2 separate regions of the Homo sapiens genome follow, and region 1 is linked to region 2. Evidence: chromatin contacts called from ENCODE Hi-C or POLR2A ChIA-PET data. All regions are on one chromosome and are shown on one strand. Each heading gives the region's core, a stretch centred on a gene start or an enhancer-like site at or near the end of the contact. The rest is flanking DNA. Distances are from core to core; before and after follow the strand shown.

What was found. Hi-C counts contacts between places; a loop is a spot of excess contacts on that map. ChIA-PET counts read pairs that join two places held with the same protein, here RNA polymerase II (POLR2A). Pooled maps may share reads with other maps.
Region 1: a pooled map shows a loop between it and region 2 (4-fold over the local background). The contact joins two enhancer-like sites. A Hi-C loop is called at or near these places in 2 of 50 pooled maps. POLR2A ChIA-PET finds 5 or more read pairs at or near these places in 8 of 52 experiments (Caco-2, HCT116, HEK293T and 5 more).

The regions. Positions count from the first base shown.
Region 1 is chr17:43,577,526-43,580,225 of GRCh38, forward strand. No RefSeq gene overlaps it. Among named protein-coding and RNA genes, the nearest start is that of ETV4, 33 kb to the left of the region's middle. RefSeq lists enhancers at 1,454-1,503, 1,484-2,101. Within about 2 kb of position 1,371, at least 11 of the 41 ENCODE cell types and tissues checked have a DNase peak (open chromatin) inside an H3K27ac peak, as active enhancers do.
Region 2 is chr17:43,371,405-43,374,104 of GRCh38, forward strand. It overlaps LINC00910 (long intergenic non-protein coding RNA 910), which reads right to left. Exons shown (of 6, transcript NR_027412.1): 5 at 1-22. LOC105371785 (a long non-coding RNA gene) reads left to right here. Exons shown (of 2, transcript XR_007065761.1): 2 at 1,182-2,405. Among named protein-coding and RNA genes, the nearest start is that of LINC00910, 16 kb to the right of the region's middle. Within about 2 kb of position 1,252, at least 16 of the 41 ENCODE cell types and tissues checked have a DNase peak (open chromatin) inside an H3K27ac peak, as active enhancers do.

The DNA of each region.
Region 1 (2,700 bases), core at 121-2,620, 210 kb after region 2:
TGAGTAACTGGGAGAAGATTACACCCAACTCCCAGCTGAGGACGTTGAGGCTCAGAGGGGTGAAGTAGCTCATCCAGGACTTCCTGATGCTGAGCCTCTTCTCTTAAGGAGTTGGCCCAATAGGGTGAGGAGGGATGAGATGGCCCACCTTTATGATCTGTGTCCTCAGACCAGCTTCTTTGTCCTGCCACAGAAAGCCCCCTATGAATAGAACCTTCTTTGCACAAACTCCTTGCCTCCTGCCACTTCACCCCCTCCCCATTGCAGCTTCCCACGAGTTCCTTTCCAGAGCCGTCGCTTGCTGAATGGGTTGCTAGTGGAAATGTGGTTTTCAAATTTGGGAAATCTCCATTAAGTCCTTTTATTTAAGGAGGATGTCATTATCGCGCCTCCCTGAGGACTATTACGGTTCTATTAGGCAAGGCCGCAGACTTCCTAGGTACTGTCTGGGGTCTGATTCCTGGGCAGGAAAATGCAAGACAGGAAGAAGGGGAGGGGGGTTCAGAGAGAGAACAGAGGCTGGGGAGGGGAAGCAGAAAGAAGAAAGGAGGAGAAAGAATGAAAGAGAATGCGGGAGGGAAAGAGAAAGGAGTGAGGAAGTGACAGAGGGAGAGGCAAAGAGCCCCTCACCCCCCAGGCAGAGGAGAGAGGGCAGAGGAGACCCTGGGCCACTTGGCCATCCGACAGTCTAGAGGATTTACAATGAAACTGGACGCGAGCTGCCCGGAACTGGCTTCTCTCTTTCATTAGAGACAGGGGATCCTGGGGAGTTCTTCATGCCTTCCGGCTGCCAGCCCACCTTGGGGCCTCCACGTTCAGATTTGGGAGAGGCCTCAGTGAGGGCTGGGAGGGAGGAAGAGGATGCCCAGGGAGGGTGGTTCTGGAAACTAGGTCTGAGCTCAGTTGGCCCAGAAGGGTGTTGGCCTGCCTGACCACTCTGGTGAACATAATGTTTTCCCATTCTCTGCTGCCCCCTCTAGAAGGCAAGCTCCAGAAAAGCAGACCTTCTCTCTGTTCTGTGTTCTCTCTGCTCCCAGTCACTAGAACAGTGCCAGACGCATAGTAGGTGTTCCATAAGTGTTTGTGGAGAGAATAGTAAATAATAGAAGTGGAAACAATTCCACTGCTTCCCCATCCTCTCCCTTGCTGCATTCAGAGCAAAGGTGGATGGACCTCCTCTCTGTTCTCAGTAAAGGCTTGTGACCCTTTACACACACACACACACACACACACACACCCGGGCAGGAGGGTCAGGAATCGCATGGCAAGCAGCTGACACTGGCTTGGCCAAATGAGAAAGGAAAATATATATGCCCCTCCTGGGACCTTCTTGTTAGGGGGTTACCATCTGCGGGCTGCCTGCTGGAAGTGCTTTAGCCTCTGGGCAGGAAGGCTGATGTTCTGCGACAAACATCCTGGCTGGGAAATCCCCTGGCCCGTAGGTCCCTAGGGCCTGGGCAGCCTCCTTCCACGCCATCCTGCCCTCTTCAGACCTTCCCCTGGCTCCTGGGCCTGAAGCCGGGCCACCTCTCTCTGCCTCTGAGGGGCTCCCCCGTGAGAGCTAGCCCAGTGCCCCTGGGGCGTCCCCTCCCTCGGAGCTCCTGTGCTGAAGTGATTAATGAGGCAGGGACAAAGCCTTTCTTACCAGCTGTGTCAACATGCCCCTTACCCCGCGGCCCTGCTAGCTACAGGTATGGGGAAGCAGCCCCCCACCCCCACACCACTGCCCTAGGCAATTGCCTCCTCCAAGCCTGTTTGCCCCTTACCTGGGCTCTCTTCAGGGTCCCAGGCCTCCCACTGGGCCATCAGTGTCTGATGGTGATGATGATGATGATGATTTTATGATGCTTACAGCACTTGATGTTTGCTGAGAGCATGACTCTCCTTTTTCTCAGCTCCTCTTTCCAGCTGCCTGAGCCAGGGGATCAGGTGTGGCTGTCTTTGGGTGACGGGGAGCAACTGGGCTACAGTTGCTGGGACTGATACTGCCTCCTCTGTGAAGCCTTCCCTGATCACCTCTAGCAGGCTTTGTGTCTATCCCTCTCCTCCCGTCCCTTTGTGTGTGGAGCTCGTCTGTTCCCCTCACTGCTTCCTTAAGGGAGGAGATTCCTTCTCTGGGTATGCATCTTTGTACCTCATCCCTCTTTCCCCACACCTCCATTCTCAAGACAGCCTAGCACGGTGCTTGGCGCGTGCTATGTGCTATGATAAATACTTATGGAATGAACCAATGACTTGTAGATCTGGAATGATCTGGAATTCCATGGCGTAGGTCTGTGTTGTCTGTGGTTCTGCAGACTGATTACCTTGTGTTTGATCTGTCTCAGACCTGCCCAGGACCACACATCCTGCCTCTGGCCCCAGCTGGTCTTTGTGGGGTTTCTAGTGGTTGCTGCCCAAGGAACTCTGTTGGGGAGGACGGTGACCTTGTGCTGGGGAGGACGATGACCTTGTGCTGGGGAGTGGTGAGGGTGCGGTGGGGATTCAGAAAGCTGGAAGCAGCCACATGCTTTTTTTTTTTTTTTTAATGAACATTACATTTTAGAATAATGTTAGACCTATAGAAAAGCTGCAATGATAGCACATAGTTCTCATATACCCTTTACCCAGTTTCCCCTCATGGTAACATATTATGTAACTCTGGTACTTTTGTCAAAACTGAGAAATTAACGTTGGTACATTACTAGTAATTAACTCCAG
Region 2 (2,700 bases), core at 2-2,501:
TCCTCTGATTGTTTCTATTCCCCTGGGGACATAGAAAGCAAGGTAGTCAGCTGAGGTTCTTTGGAGGTTGAAGAAGAAAGTGAGAATCAGCTGTCTGGAAAATGTAAGATCTATACATTAGGGAAACAGGATGATTTCACTTCTCAACACTAAGAGGCTCACCTGAGTCAGTGATTGCAAAGTTAACCCCCACTATACCACCAGGGTCCCTTGGACCCAAAGTTATAGCTGACTAATCCATTCTTCTTCCCACCCCGAGCCCCCATTCATTTCCGTTTCTTTTTGGAGCAATTCTAGATGTACATACTGATATTTCATGACCTTTGTTCTTTTACAGGTCTTCCAATGAAATAAATAAGTTTCTTTCTTCCCCCCCTCTCCTCCCCCCCGCTTTTTTTTTTTTGAGATGGAGTCTCACTCTGTTGCTCAGGCTGAAATGCAGTGGCACGATCTTGACTCACTGCGGCCTCTGCCTCCAGGTTTCAAGAGATTCTCCCACCTCAGCCTCCCAAGTGGCTGGGTTTACAGGCATGCACCACCATGCCCGGCTAATTTTTGTGGTTTTAAGGTGGGAAATTAAAGAAAAATAAAATTAAAAAGAAAGAGAAATAAATTTTCATGTATTAGGCCGACTTGTCCCAGAGGCAGCAACGGGCACAGCCCAGACCCAGGAAAAGTCTTGATAATATTATCTAATGTGCTCTGGAGACTCTCTCAGCAATCCCTCAACATAAGGAGAAGAAAAACAAATTTTCCTTTGTTTTATGGAATGAGTTTATAGATTCCTGTTCTCTGTAACTGTAGGGTCCAGCCCTACTGGGCCTTGCGGGTTGTTCTCTTCGTGTGCAGAGACGAGAGACGGTAGAAAAATATGACACGAGACTAAGAGATAGTAGGAAAGACAGCTGGGCCCAGGGGGCCACTACCATCAATGCACGGAGTCCAGTAGTGGCCCCGAATGCCTGAAGGTGCTGCTATTTATTGTATACAAGGCAAGGGGGCAGGGTAAGGAGAGTGAGTCATCCCAAGTGATTGATAAGGTCAAGCAAATCACATGGGGGTCTTCTTTGTGGTAGCAGAAGCAGAGAGAGGACCACATATGTCAGCATTTTTTCTATGCACTTATCAGAGAGATCAAAGACTTTAATACTTTCACTAATTCTGCTACTGCTATCTTCTAGGAACTTAAAAGAGGAACCAGGTGTACAGGCAGAACATGAAAGTGGAAAGGAGCGTGGCCACTGAAGCACAGCACCACAGGGAGGGGTTTAGTCCTCCAGATGACTGCGAGCAGGGCTGGATAATGTCAGACCTCCCACTAGAGCTGGTGGAGCAGAGTGTTCTCTAACTTCCCCCAAGGAAAGGGAAACTCCCTTTCCCGGTCCGCTAAGTAACGGGTGCCTTCCCAGGCACTGGCGCTACCGCTAGACCAAGGTGTCCTCAAGCGGCCTTTATCAGGATGTGATAGAGGACTTTCACTCTTATCTTCTGCTCACTTCTCACAATGTCCCTTCAGCTCCTGACTCTGTATTGGCTGGTCTTTCCTCGGTTATAATAATAATACAGAGATTAATACTAAAAACTAATGATTGATAATATCCATATATAATCATCTCTATATCCTATTTCTTTTTCTTTTTTTTTTTTTTTTTGACATGGAGTTTCACTCTGTCGCCCAGGCTGGAGTGCAGTGGCGTGATCTCAGCTCACTGCAAGCTCCACCTCCTGGATTCATACCATTCTCTCGCCTCAGCCTCCTGAGTAGCTGGGACTACAGGCGCCTGCCACCATGCCTAGCTAATTTTTTGTTTTTGTATTTTTAGTAGAGACAGGGTTTCACCCTGTTAGCCAGGATGGTCTCAATCTCCTGACCTCGTGATCCGCCCACCTTGGCCTCCCAAAGTGCTGGGAGCCACTGCATCCAGCTCTATTTCCTACTTCTAATATAACTTTTCTTATTCTAACTATTTTCTTTACTATATTGGAACAGGTTGTGCCCTCAGTCTCTTGCCTCAGCACCTGGGTAGGTTTCCGCCTACATGTAACCAGTGACTTCAAATATTCTGTTTTATCTAAGAAGTACAACGAAGGTCATGAGAAGCCTGAGTAGGCCTGAACTACAGCTGCCTGGGCACCATAGTGAAGGTTATAGGATAAGCCCATGCCCAGACAAACCTAGATAACGGACATCTGGGTTACTTGGCAACAGTCATGTGCAATCCTGTCTTTGTCCTGCCTCTGTATTGCTGCTTTTCACACCACTGTAAGCTTGCTTCAAGCTAGCCCACCACCTTCTGTGAAGTATGTATAAAAGTCAGATGCTGTCTTTGTTCCGGGCCCAGTCTTTTGGACGTTGAGTCAGCTGGGCCTGAGTGCACTCAATAAAGATTCTAGTTTCAACCTGAGGTCTCTCTCGTCCTCCTGAATCCTGCAACATTTCCAGTAGAGACAGGATTTCACCATGTTGGCCAGACTGGCCTCAAACGCCTGACATCAAGTGATCTGCCCACCTCTACCTCTCAAAGTGCTGGGATTACATGCGTGAGCCACCATGCTCTACCGTTTTCTTCCCTTTTTAAACAGAATAAAACTCATTATGTCTTGCAATGACCATATAGATCTATTGGTAGGCCCTCTTATAACCTGTCAGCACCATCCAGCCAAAGGCCACCAGGAACACACCTGTCATGACATGAGTTA